2 separate regions of the Mus musculus genome follow, and region 1 is linked to region 2. A link is a contact called in ENCODE Hi-C or POLR2A ChIA-PET data. All regions are on one chromosome and are shown on one strand. Each heading gives the region's core, a stretch centred on a gene start or an enhancer-like site at or near the end of the contact. The rest is flanking DNA. Distances are from core to core; before and after follow the strand shown.

What was found. Hi-C counts contacts between places; a loop is a spot of excess contacts on that map. ChIA-PET counts read pairs that join two places held with the same protein, here RNA polymerase II (POLR2A).
Region 1: a map of left cerebral cortex shows a loop between it and region 2 (2.6-fold over the local background). The contact joins the promoter of Trub1 here to the promoter of Fam160b1 in region 2. A Hi-C loop is called at or near these places in 1 of 37 maps with a recorded cell type or tissue (left cerebral cortex). POLR2A ChIA-PET finds 5 or more read pairs at or near these places in 3 of 5 experiments (Patski and embryonic stem cell).

The regions. Positions count from the first base shown.
Region 1 is chr19:57,450,494-57,457,293 of GRCm38, reverse strand. Trub1 (TruB pseudouridine (psi) synthase family member 1) reads right to left here and starts at 4,388. Exons shown (of 8, transcript NM_028115.3): 1 at 4,098-4,388. The coding sequence starts at 4,347.
Region 2 is chr19:57,358,561-57,365,580 of GRCm38, reverse strand. Fam160b1 (family with sequence similarity 160, member B1) reads right to left here and starts at 4,572. Exons shown (of 17, transcript NM_145505.4): 1 at 4,211-4,572. The coding sequence starts at 4,255. B230217O12Rik (RIKEN cDNA B230217O12 gene) reads left to right here and starts at 4,682. Exons shown (of 3, transcript NR_040316.1): 1 at 4,682-5,567.

The DNA of each region.
Region 1 (6,800 bases), core at 3,139-5,638, 92 kb before region 2:
TTCTAGATGGACATGAGACACCAAGTGGATGCTGCGAATTGAACCTGGGACCTCTGGAATATCAGCCCAATGTCCTTATCTGTGGAGCCATCTTTCCAGCCCCAAGAAAAACAAAAGTCTAAGTCAATATTTAAGCTAACTGGGTGACTTCTAGTGATATATCAATAGTTAGAAAGTAACAAAAAAGTTAGCTTTGGCATATGCAGCTAGTTTTAAGAGACCTCAGCTACAGTCTCTAAATGTCTGTGATTTCTTCTGTCCCTCCCTGGCGTCTACTAACTGGGAGCACATCTCATACAGGGCTATTTCTATCTACACCTAGTCCTCAGCTAGTTTTACTACTTGTCCACATGATCAAAACTTTCAATTCATTAAAGACGCTAATCTCAACAAGAGCTTAAGTGTCAGCTCAGAGCTGTTAGTTACCACTTGACTTCTGAAGCATTTAATAAAGAAAGAGAGGATTCCAACACTGCTTACATCACATCTCCATCATTACAGACGAGCTATACGACACCTGTCACAGCAATCCCCTGACCCTCAGCCTGTTAAACCTACTTTAAAACTATTGACACCAGGAGACAGAAAACAGCACACAATGAAAAGAGGGCAGGGCAGAGACAGAAGCCAGCTTAAACTCTCAGACGGGGCTGGAGAGATGGCTCAGAGGTTAATAAGTAGCACTGACTGCTCTTCCGGGGAGCCTGAGTTCAATTCCCAGCAACCACATGGGGGCTCACAACCATCTGCACTGCCTCCTTCTGGTGTGTCTGAAGACAGCAACAGTGTACTCACATAGATAAAATAAATAAATAAATCTTTACAACAGAACATTCAGATGGCTGTGCTGGGCCGCTCAACCTCACAGCCTGACTACCATGCCAGTGGTTCAGAGCCTTAAGATCGGGTGTACACTTGGACTCTAACATCACCAAACTTGGAGGAACGAGATCCCAGCACCGTGGGCCTGGACTTCAAACACTTCACCTTCCACTTGCAATGTATCATGGATCTCTGTCAGTGAACTTACAAAAGTACACTGGGGAACTCCGAGTTTTTAACTTGATATGCCTTAGTATAAAGGTCTCATAAATTCAGTCATCTTGTCTCTAACTCATTCACACTGTTGAAATTGTGTTCACTCTTGAATCGAATACTCAGATGGCTGTTTATGGATGACCATTTAAGGTCCTTTCTACCTATAAAAACCTAGCATGCTTCAGGCCTTGAAAGGTTCAAAGTCACGGAGAAGAGATTCTACAACGGGGGAAATCAATGTAAGGACGGGCAAGGAATGTTTTTGAAGAGGCTATGCCTCCTGGCTGAGCGAATCAGTGGTTGTCAAACCTGGATAGAACAGAATGCTATCTTTTAGAATCTTGCAGGGCGATTCTGACAGGTGCTTAGCCTGGGACTGGGAAAGCTCAATTAGCTAGTATGAATACGGAATCAACCAAACACAGGCACTGGGGAAGCCTGAGTTCGCTACTAGGGAATACGGAATTACCCAATCGCAGGCACTGGGGAAACTCTCTTAGCTAATATGAATACGGAATCGACCAATCACAGGCACTGGGGAAGCCTGAGTTCGCTAATAGGGAATACGGAATTACCCAATCGCAGGCACTGGGGAAACTCGCTTAGCTAATATGAATACGGAATCGACCAATCACAGGCATTGGGGAAGCTCGCTTAGCTAATATGAATACAGAATCGACCAATCACAGGCACTGGGGAAGCCTGAGTTCGCTAATAGGGAATACGGAATTACCCAGTCACAGGCACTGGGGAAACTCGCTTAGCTAATATGAATACGGAATTGACCAATCACAGACACTTCCCCAGTGGGAAGCTCGCTTAGCTAATATGAATACAGAATCGACCAATCACAGGCACTGGGGAAGTCTGAGTTCGCTAATAGGGAATACGGAATCACCCAATCACAGGCACTGGGCTAGGAAGCTCGCTTAGCTAATATGAATACGGAATCACAGGCACTGTTAGGAGAGGAAGACTTCAGCATATCAGTGGGTGCTCTGCAGAAACCAGCCTAGTGACAGCCTTGAAGCAATCAGTCCCAACAAAGTGCAACCAAGAAACTTCAGCGTTTTGATGCTATGAAAAGCTTCTTTAAGAACCGTAATCTTTGGTACAAAAAGCCAGTTTACTAACAAATCAGGACAAACGAAAGCAACATATCTGTGAAAGAAAAAAACAACAAACAAACAAATACCCCATCACAATGATTCCTTTTGATGCAAGTCCTCAGTTCAATGTCCCCTAAAATCCGATGCGCTAGTGTCATTAACGCTGTAATAAAATACCCTCAAAAGGTAACTCACGAGAGTCTATTTTAGCTCAGAATTCCAGCTTACTCTCTACCACATCCACAGTCAGGATGAGATGAGAACGAAGGCTCACACACTTGTGTCCAGCTCCAGTTCTCACACAGTTCAAATGCCCTGTCTAGGGGAGGGTGCCACCCACAGCAGGCCGCGTCTTCCTCTCTCAATGAGCTTAATTAAAACAATCCCTCACAGACATGGCCACAAGCCAACCCAATATAGATGTTCCCTATCCCTTACTGAAACTGGGAATTCTAGATGATATTGGGGTGGCAATCAAAGTTAGCCACCACACTTAACGATGAGCACAAATGAGCAAGTATAACACCATTGTTTAGCATCCGGAAGAATGTGTGTATCTGTTCAATAAACATTTAAATTAGCAAAGTTTTTATCAGAATAGTTTGGCTCCTGGCTAAAAGAGAAAATTTAAATCAGAATGGAGGTGCCCATCTGTAAGTCTCACATTCAGGAGCTCAGGCAGGAGGATCACTGAGTTGAGCTCAAGGCAAACCTATCTCAAAACAAACAAACAAAACTAGATTAAGTCTTCCAGGTGACACTGAGCACTGTGAGAGGTTTCTCTGTACCTGTAACAAGACAAGCTAAGCTGAAGCTCTGGAGAATCTGGAACTGCAGAGATCACAAGACTGTAAGCCGACTTAAGGGAAGAGGCGGCCACTGTTCATCCTATGTCCCTATAGGATTCCACAGATGCAGCTTAACATGAGAATCCAGTAAAAGAAAGGCTCCGTGGGGACTGTTCACAGGGTAAAGTGCTCGCCAAGCAATAGTGAGGACCAGAGCTTGGATCTCCAGCACCCCTATAAACACGAGGGTGACACTGAATGCTACCCTGATTCCTAGCCAGTTGTCCCTAAAACAAGCTGAGTAGGCAGACTTGCCTAATTGGCAGGATCTAGGTTCAAGTGAGGTACTCTGGCTCAATACACAAGATGGAAAGCCATGTCTGAAGATGGCCAACATCACCTCTCACCTACAAACACACACTCACACTGCATACACATTCACACGCAAAACAAAACTAAAGGGTTTTGGCTTTTTAATGCTCCTGTTATAAATGATCAAGAGGAAGAATGGTTAGAAAAATGGCCATCTTCTATTTTAATGTTCCTCAAAAAATACTACATTAAAAAAAGAAGAAGAAAGAAAGCACAATCTGAAGCAATAGAGCACAATTTCCAAAATAATCCCAGATCTTCAGACTTTCAGGGTCTGCAAGTGTGGGGATCAGGAACCTGCATTTGTATAGAAGACGAATCACCGTGCCCACTAAAAGGTGAAAGTGGTGTCCTTTCTAAATCCTAGCTAACTCAGCCTATGTGCTTTTCAAATAAACTTTTAAGTTTGCAACTTAGGGGTAGAGAGCCTGCATTTCCTCTGGTGGTACTCATTCGCAAGAGTTAAACAAAAACCCTGGGAGGGATCAAACTACAGAAAACTGGGCTGCAGCCACCAGGGTGAAAACCTGTATATGCAGACTGGTCCCCCAACTCTACACGTACTTCCCGTGAGAAGCTCAAAGGGCCACTGTTGAAAGAGTGTGCACTTGGGTAAGTCCAAGCCTAAGATGCCCTGGGTTTTCGTCCAGAGTTAATTCGGTGGTCACTCTTTCTATCTTGAGCCACAGACGCACAAAGTAAGTCAGTAAGTAAAAGAAGAAAGACTAGAGATAAAAATCCCAGTGTGGTGGAGAACTCCTCAGCCTGGTCCCTACCCGGGCGGCAGTACCTGCCAGCAGCTTCTCCTTCAGCCGGTTCAGCAGCTCGGCTGAAGTGGGCCCTTTGGGCTTGTGCACGGCGAACACGCCGCTCAGCGACATGAGCTTAGCAGCCAGGGCGGCCTTGGAGGCCGGGGCTTGCGATTCAGTCCTGGCCGCTTCCGCCACCGATGCTGCTACAGAGGCCTCGGCTGTTCCTGAAGTGTCAGGAGCTGTGTCCACAATCAGAGGTGAAACCACCTCTGCCTCTGCAGCTGCCATGCTTTCACGGCCTGGGCCAAGAGGCGAGCAGAGATGACACCGATGTGTTGCAAGGCCTTCTGGGAATTGTAGTCCATAGGCTCGGTATAGGCCAATGGCTTGCTCTGGCATCTCGGAGTTCTGCTGGAACCTTTAATATCTCTGTTACCAAATGCTCTTAGTCGTGAAGAGGTACATTGGAGTTGCCGCTGTAAACTATCCAACGCAAACACCTAATTTGTGTATTTGAGGTAGAGTCACTTCCTTTCTGTACCGCCCCCCCATAACCTGCATGTGTGTGTGTGTGTGTGTGTGTGTGTATGAATTTTGAATTTTTGACTGCAGTTTTTGACAGTTCTAAAAAAAATGTTAATGTTCTTTTGGAGTTTCTATTCCTTTATAGGAATCAAAAACTATATATGGTTGATCCATTCGTGGTGGTGCATGAAGGGCTCTCTAACAGGCATGGCAAACATGGCACCAACAGGCTTTACTCTTCTTCCCCTTTTCCTTCTCCCCTGCTAAACTGTAGGTTACATTCCTAAAGCTAGCCCCAAGGTCCATTCAGTTATTTGGCCACTGTCTCATTCCTGAGACAAAACATCAAGGACCAACAATCAAAATTCATTGTTTGACTAATGTGTCCGATCAGGATTTACCAACTCACTCTAGCATAAATTCCCCCTAGCCCCCTACAGTGAATGCCTTTAATCCCAGCATTTAGAAGTCAGAGGCAGGTGGATTTCTGTGAGTTCCGGGCCACCCAGGGTAACATACTGAGACCTTATCTCAACAAACAAACAAGTAAAACCCAAAACAACAAAAACGCCTATGGTTTAAATTAATATTTAAACTCTTTGCAGACCTCGCATTAGGCTGTCCCTCTAAGAGAGGAAAAAAAAATCCTTTTACTTCTTCCCCAAATGCATTAAATGGAAGTGTGGTTATTATGGGATAGCCACTTTGTCTTCTTTGTTTCCCCACATTGCCTTACAGCCATTCTTTCTCATAGTGCTCTGCCAGGCTAACATTCTTCCCTAATGATGCCTCATTGCCTAATGATCCCAGTCAGGGGATGCCAGTTACACGTCTACCATTCACGCAACAAATGTATGTCAGAGGAATCATTACAGATAGAGTATTCTGGGCATTAGAAAAATCAAGCTCTAATTTCCTAAAGTAGCCAACATCTTACACATTGGACAAGCCTTTAACTCACAGGTCATTTTATTTAATATTATATTTCAGACTGACTAAGACAGTCTGCCATCTCTCCTTCCCTCTCCCCCACCCCCACCATATCTCTTTTCTGCTACCCTCTAATCTATGTTCTCTGTTCTCTAACTGTGTGGTGATTTGGATAGGAATGGTCCCCACAGCCTCATAGATTTGAATGCTTTTTCATTAAGGGAGTGGTGCTACTTGACAAAGATTAGGAGCTATGGCCTTGTTGGACTAAGTGTGTCACTGGGGTGGGTTTGGAGGGGTTTCAAATGCTCAAGCCAGTCTCCTAGTCTTTCTCCCTCCTCTCCCTCTTCCCCTCCCCCTCTCCTCCTCTTCCCCTCTTCCTCTTCCTCTCCCCCTCTCCCTCCCTCTCCCTCTCTCCCCTCCTCCTCTTCCCCTCTCCCTCATCTCTCTCCTCTCCTCTCCTCTCCTCTCCTCTCCTCTCCTCTCCTCTCCCTTTCCCTCACTCTCCCTCTCCCCCTCCCCCTCTTCTCCTCTTCTCCTCTTCTCCTCTCCTCTCCTCTCCTCTCCTCTCCTCTCCCTTTCCCTCACTCTCCCCCTCACTCTCTCCCTCACTCTCTCCCTCACTTCCTCCCTCCCTCCCGCCTGCTAATCTGGATGTAGACTCTCAGCTCTTTCTCCAGCACCATATCTGCCTGCATGCAGCTATACTTCCCACCATGATGATAATGGACTAAACCTCTGAACTGTAAACTAGCCCCAATGAAATGTTTTCTTTACAAGAGTTGCTGTGGTCATGGTATCTCTTCAGAGCAACAAAGCACTGATTAAGACAGTCTGCTTCTAATAAAGCATTTCACATTGTTGGCTTAAACTTTCTATTTTGACCCAGTCTCCAAAACCCTCTGGATGAAGTGACCCACTTGTAGAACATAGCACCTCCTTTCCCTCTCTCTTGACAACACTTTCCTATCTCCATGGAAGCTCATGTTCCTGCTTAATTTTTTTCCATGGCACCGCCTCAACTGACATATTACATACTTTACTAATTTTGTTAATGTCTGACCTCCTTTGTTACAATATAAGCTTCATGAGTACAAGAATCCTTTGTTAATTTCAGCCTCCAGGGCCTGGGATAGCATCAGATACAGTGCTCGATCAACGTTTTGAACACAAATGTATCTGACAGCTCCCATAGAAACCTCTGCAAAGGGAGAGTAGGGACAATCTCCCTGAGAGTGGAAGTCTAGCATGTAAAAAAATAGATATGTGTTACAAATGTAGCTTGC
Region 2 (7,020 bases), core at 3,323-5,822:
TGCTTTTAAGACAAGTCTTTATGGTAGAGCCCAGGCTGGCCTGGAACTCGGTCAGGAAGGTCAGAGACACAAGTGTGAGCCCCAACACCTGCTTCCTCAACTTCCTTAACACCCCCTTATCTTTTCCGCCTCTCTCCTACCTAGTTCCAGTCTTACCTCTTAGAACCTTCTCCAACTACCCTTAAGATCTGCCCTCTTCCTCCTACACTCCCGCCCCCCCCCCCCTCTCATGCAGCCTGGCCAAACGGATCTTTGAAGTGTTATCAACACAACTCTCCTATACTGCTCACTTTAACCTCTGCAGCCATCCTGTGCACAAACTCTGTATGCTCCCTGTCAACTCGGAGGGACAGCGGCTGGACTGGACCCTGCTCTGTCTGACTCCAGGGCGGACCAACCCTGTGCATTCCTTACACTATGACCTCCCGTGTGTGCTTAGCCAGCTGGCACTGGGAGCCAAGCAAGACGCAGACACACCGAGTTCCCTTAGTGTGCTGGTGCTTTCTTTCACTCTGGCTCTGAAAACTCTTGCTGAGTAAGAGAGGGGCTCAAGTCCCAAGACGGAGCAGTTTTCAAGAATTGGTAGCCAGGAGGCAAACTGCTAAAGAGAGGCAGAGGATCAAGGCCAGGCTGGGTTACAGCTGAGAGGTGGCTCAGAGGTAGAAGGTTTGCCTAACAGCCAGGAGGCTTGGCTTCAGACCCCAGCATGGTAGATAGGATGGGATGCTGATCCCAACTACTGTTTATGAACTGTGCCTTGAAAACACTGCCTTCTGAAGGATGGCATCCACTGAGTTAGTTAAAACAGACAAAAGCTCAGGGGCTTGCCCTTAATCCTCCTCGGAATAAAGGGAAAGAGCCTCAATGGTTGAGTCATGATGGTAGAGCCACAATGTCTCTGCAGGACCTGGCCCTCAGCAAACGCTAAGTGGGAACTGCTAAGACAATGGGATCCAACCTTAGGACTAACTTTAGGACAGGCCTCATCAGAGTTGAGACATGTGGCAACTGGCTGACAGAACACAATTATTTCTAAGATACTTACTAATGGATTCCAGCTACGTGGATTTGAGCTATGTGAGGGGAGAGCCATCCTTGCGGGAAAGAGAGGAGAGAATTACACCACAGGTCTTGGCTCTTCTTCATGTGTGAATGTCTTTCCTAACCTCACATCGTGTCTATCAGGTTAAAACACATAAATGTGAAGCTATGAAAACACCTTCTATTTCCCCAGTTTGTAAGTAGTTAATGGCAAATGAAGAAAAACCATCTAAACGATACACGCCAGGTGTGATAACACTTCCTTGTAATCCCAGGTACTTGCAAAGCTGAGGCAGGAGGACTACAGGTTTAAGGACAGTCTGAACAGTTTAGTGAGATCCTAGTTCAGAGTAAAAGTCTGAAGGCTGGATTCAGGTAAGTTAAGGTCGAATTCTGTTTAGCATTTAAGAGGACATGTTACTCTTGGAGAGGACCAGGTTTGGTCCCAGGAACTCGGCATCCTTCTCTGACCTCCACAGGCACCTAGCATACACTCGGTTCACAAACATACACACAAATAAAACACTCATACATACAAATAAAATAAAGTAAATCTAAAAGGTTTTGTTTGTTTGTTTTTTGTTTTTTTAAATTTAAAAAGGATAGGTACTAAGATGGCCTAGCAGTCAAAAGCAGTTGCTGGTGTCTGTCTGCCTGAGTTTGATTTCCCAGGACCGGCACCCGTGAGAGAGAAAAACTGACTCCCGAAAGATGTCCTCAGACTTCCGCCTGATCATGTGCTTGTGATCACACATGAACATGTACGCTGGTACACACGCATGCACAAAAGGACACGCATGCTGAAAAAGTCAGAGTAGAAGACTATGGGACAGCCCTTACCTATCATTCACCAAGCCCTGGGTGAAACCCCCTGTACCAGAAACTAAACAGAAAACAAAGCATGAGCCTATAACCCCAGCTCTTGGGGGTGTGGGGGCAGGAAGATCAGGAGTTCAAGGTCATCTTTGGCTGCACAGCAAGTCAAAAGATGTGAGAGGCCTTGACTCAAGAATAAAACAAACACAAAACTCAAACACCTCATCTCGATGAATCTATATCTGGTCAACTTTAAAAACCACTGCAGGCTGACCTGACTGACTACCAACACTCAGACGCTGCTGACAATACAAAAGGCTAGGACCCCAACAGAAAACAGAAACAGAACAAAAAAGAGGTCGGGTCACCTGCAGGCCTGGGGCTCCCTCCCAAGTCTGCAGTACCCGGAGGATTCTGTTCCTTAGTGTGCTGGGTCAGGATGTAAAAGGTTAGAGAAAAAGCCAACAAATTAAGGAGCAGGAAGACTTGTTTATAGACAAAAGCAAGCAAAACAGTCAGGGAGGTGAGTAACCGAGGAACTAATCTTGGGTTATGAAAAACATTCTTCAGCTACCAGACGATGGCTTGTTTATCATTGTCTGGGGGAGTTCTTTCCCAGGATAGCGTTGAAGGGGCGAATAAAAAAAAAAATTCTTCAAGGGATGAGGGACCAAATCTATAAGATCTTAAGTTCAGGGCCAGCCTGGACTACATGCGACCCCTCCTAAGAGCAAAGCAGAGCCAATCACATTATCAGGAGCAGTCCTTTCTCTTGGCAAAGCGTGTGGGTGGCTGTAACACAGCTTAGAAACCAGCATGGAGCAAATGAACTTGACATTTCCACAGGCCAGACATTTATTCCTGGGACTGGGTGAACATAGTGAGCTCCTCCCTCCTCACGGCAGGATGGGGAAACTGGATACTACAGAGCCAGAGGCTCACGCAGGTAATTTGATAGATGCTAATGATACACGTAATTATAAAAAAAAGAGTACCAAAACAGAAAACACAGGCCTTGGGACCAAACTGAGTCTATAAACCAAAAATCCTAGCCAGGCTTAGAGACATGCCTAGAATTTAAGTACTCCAGAGGCTAAGGTAGAAGTTCGAGGCCAGTCTGAGCAGAGCTCAATGAGTTCAAGGCCACCTTGGGGCACTGGGCAATTCTCTATCTCAAAAATAAATAAATAAATAAATAAATAAATAAAATAAAATCCAGTGGGAGTGTTTTTATCTAGAACACGGCAGGCCCCAGGGTTTCATCCATATAATTTATTCATAGTTATCTTTTAGTTATCATTATATCAAGCAATGTTGAACTTTAAAAGTTTGATGACTCTTTATAGTCTGAAGTATAATACAAAATATCAATATAAGTGTTGTTAAAAGTTTTAAAAATTATTTTACCAATGCTGTTGCACACTGACTCCATATTAAGCAAGAAAAGTAGAATTGGCATCTTAGAGTGCAGTTCTCTACCCCATGTGTCAACACTGCTCCTCAGGCAACCCCATTTCTTTCTTGTTTGATGTGCCACCAAGCGAAACCCAAATTCCACGAAGTATGTAAAAAGCAATTGTGTTAAAATTTTGTCTCCATATCTGAAACTCACAACTCTAATTTTCTTAGCTGACCCTAAAAACCACCGTGGTATTTTGTCATCTTTTTACTTTTCTTTAGAAAGTCATGTGAATTTGAAAGTGCTACTATTAGGCCATTCTCAATATGCAAAGAAAATGCCATTAAAAAAAAAAAAACACAGTAACTTTCTTCACATAGGATGATACTCAGTCCAAAATTAGCTAGTAAAATAAAGCAAAGGGTCGCGTTTAGCACCGACAAGAAAAGCATTCTCTTCCTAGGTTTTTGGGTGCTGTACGTTTGGCGGTTTGAGTTCTGTCCCCCCGGTGCTGTTTAGGACCAGGCTCACAGTACAGCGGTTGCAGGCTGCGCCAAGAGCCTCCAGGAAGCGCATTACAGACAAGAAAAGGGAAACAGATGGTGTGAGCTGGGCGATCGCGGACCCGCAAACTCCCGCAGATCGATCACCGAGGTCCGGCCGAGGTGGGCCGCTGGGCCCGAGCTGGCAGAGCCGGTACCGGTGTGGACCGGGCCCCAGGGTCCCCGCCGCTCCTCTCTCACCCGTACCAAAGCAAAAGCAAGCCCTGCCCACCAGCACCGCCGTTCTTTTGTCTTGCGCGGCGCTGGCCACGTAGCCCCGGAGGTTAACGGCCAGGAGGCCTCGGGAGCCGCCCGGTCCCCGGCTGGAGAGCAGAGGCCCCGGGGGTGCCCAGGCCTCGCCGCAGCCTCCCTCCCCGCGCCTCGCAGCCCCCCGCACCCCAATCGGACTCACCGCCTCCACGGCATGCTGCAGGATGGACGTAAGCTTGGAGAACATCCTGTCCCGGGACTGCAGCAGCTTCTCCCGGGACGACCTGGAGAGCTCCTCGATGCGCCGCCGCCGCCCCTGCTGCGGCTGCCCGGGCCGCTCCAGAGTGAAGGCCGGTGCGGGCGGGCCCGGGCGGGGAGCGGAGGGCGGAGGCCGGGCGGGAGGCGCGGCGGCTCTGATCGGAGGACGCGGGGCCGCGGCGGGCGGCTCCGAGGTCGTTCGGCTGCAATCGGGGCACCGCGGAGCTCAGCGGCGGCGACGCGGACACGGTGGCAGGAGCTCGGGCTCTTCCGGCTGCCGTGCCCGCCGCGGCCTGCAGGGGACGCTGATGCGGCCCGGGGAAGCCCAGGTCTCCGCTGCCGGCGTCGCTGGACGCGGGGCGGGGCGCGCAGAGGCCAGGGCGGGGAGGGCGGGGCCAGCAGGGAGGGCGGGGCCGACTTGAGGGCGGGGCCGATGGGGAGAGCAGGGCGGGCGGGGTCGGCGGGGCGCTGAAAGGCTGAGGCCAGGAGGGAGGGCGGGCCTGGCGTGGCGCACCCGGCGGTGCTGGCACTCGTCTCTCGGTGACCAGAGAGCAGTGTGAGGATTTGGCAGCGACGTGTTGACGCTGCGCTTGCGTACCATACGTAGGGCAAGACTGGAAGGCCGCTGGGAAAATACCAGCATCCCGAACGCAAAAAACGGACAGCGGGTCCACGTGCTAGGGATTCGACCGCATCCAATGCAGGTGGGAAGATCCCGCTAGACTAAAATAGCTTATCCTTATCAAAACCCGGAAATGCCAAATGGACACGTGGGATGAGGGTTCGGTTAAATAACGCAGGATGGTGGCCTACAAGGTTTCAGTGTGTTTCTGGAAAAGGAAATAATATTCAGGATGCCTAACACCGATGAGTGAAGCCTCAAGTTAATGAGCCCTGGGCTGGAGGCTTCCTAAAACACTATGCAAATGTGTATTAAACAAGGCGTAGAGGAAACACTGACCATTTTAAGATGGTTGATGCAACTTCTGAAAATCTGAAGAACTTTGTTTCAAGCTGGTATTAGCATTTCACGAAAAGGATCGGGGAGTTCTGCATTAGGGTGAAGTAGATTTCTCATTAACATGGATGAAAAATACCTATTGATAGTATAATTCGTTGAGCAGAGGGCAGAAGAGGGCGCCGCAACTCTGAGCAGGGTTGAGAAGCCTGTTTGGATCCAGCTCTGCCATTCTGGGCCGTGAGGTTACCAATGTAGCAGTGAAGAAAGCCGGGGATCACAGGCTCTCCTCCTTGTTATAACATTAGTAACAACACAAGAGGAGAGGAAACCAAGAGAGAAGGTAAGGGGAGACTCGAGTCTTTCTCATGCTTTGGTTGTTTGCTTCTGCTATGCTCAAAAGCAGGTAAGCATAGCCTTGCTTTCTGTAAACTAAAACGCTGGCAACATCCTCTGTTATTTGTTGGACATTGAGCTGTGTTCCTTGCCACGTTCAAGGTCCTTGTTCCTGCTCCATCCTAGAGCACACAATGTTTGTTGTTATTATTCATACTACTTATGAGGTTTGGTCAGTTTATCAACCATAATAATTTTCCTGGCTAATTACATGGCAGTTTGTATTTTCACAATGTCCTGCAGCCACAACTTGTGTAGGGAGTGATGTTTAGGCGGGCTACAAGTTGTGTGTGATGGATATTTAACTTTGCATACTTATTATAAGCACAATAAAATATATGTTTGGCTATGGGTTAATATCAATACTCAATGATTTATCTGCCTGGTCCCTAATTTCTAAGACGCACAAGTTAGCTAGAACTGTAACTGAGCCAGTAGGTAGATTTCCTACTCCCGTTCCGAATGCTGGGAGAGGCACTAATGTAAAGCCAGTAGGTAGATTTCCTACTCCCGTTCCGAATGCTGGAGGAGGCACTAATGTATAGCCAGTAGATAGATTTCCTACTCCCGTTCCGAATGCTGGAGGAGGCACTAATGTATAGCCTGCCTAGTGCTTGGATGCAGTTGTTGATGCAGTTGGACTCACCTCAACCACTGCTTTGAGGAAACCCAAGAGGAGGCTCCCTTTACCCTTGAAAACACCCTAGGTGCCTGAAGTACCTCAATTGGAACCTCCTGTATTTATTCTATTAAGCCCATAATAAATTTAGTTCTTTATAAAAACGGGACTGGAGTATTGTTTTGTGGCTAAGAACGTTTGCCGCTCTTCCAAGGTACCAAGTTCAGTTCCCGGCACCTGTGCCCGGTGGCTCACAACCTCCTGCAACTCCAGTTGGTTCCAGAGGGACCAACACCCTCGTCTGACTTTTGTGGGCATGTGCACACGTGTGAACTTGGAAGAAGCGTACACACATCCAAACACAGGGAGACTGGAGAACTGACACCCAAGTGGGCAGGAGCCAAGAAAAACGGGAACGGCTAGATGATACATATTTTCAGCGTTTGACGGTTTCTGGTGCAGTAGAAGGATGTGGGGGGAAAAAAATGTAGCACCGTTCCCCTCACAAGGCCTGATGAACTGAGAGTAAACGAATTCTGCCTCTATAAACCCCAAGAACACATTGGTCAGGAGAAGAGATGGCAGCAGAGCTAGAAGGGCAGCTGAGGGGTTAATGTGATGCACCAGTGAAGAAAGGCAGGGATGAAAAAAAGGTATCAATTCCAAGAACTTGTCCCGAGTTAGAGACCGAAAGCGTGGTTTGAAACGTTCCTTGTGGACTGCTGTTTGAGCACTTGGTTCCACCTGGTGGCGCTGTTCGGGGACGTTGTAGAACCTTTAG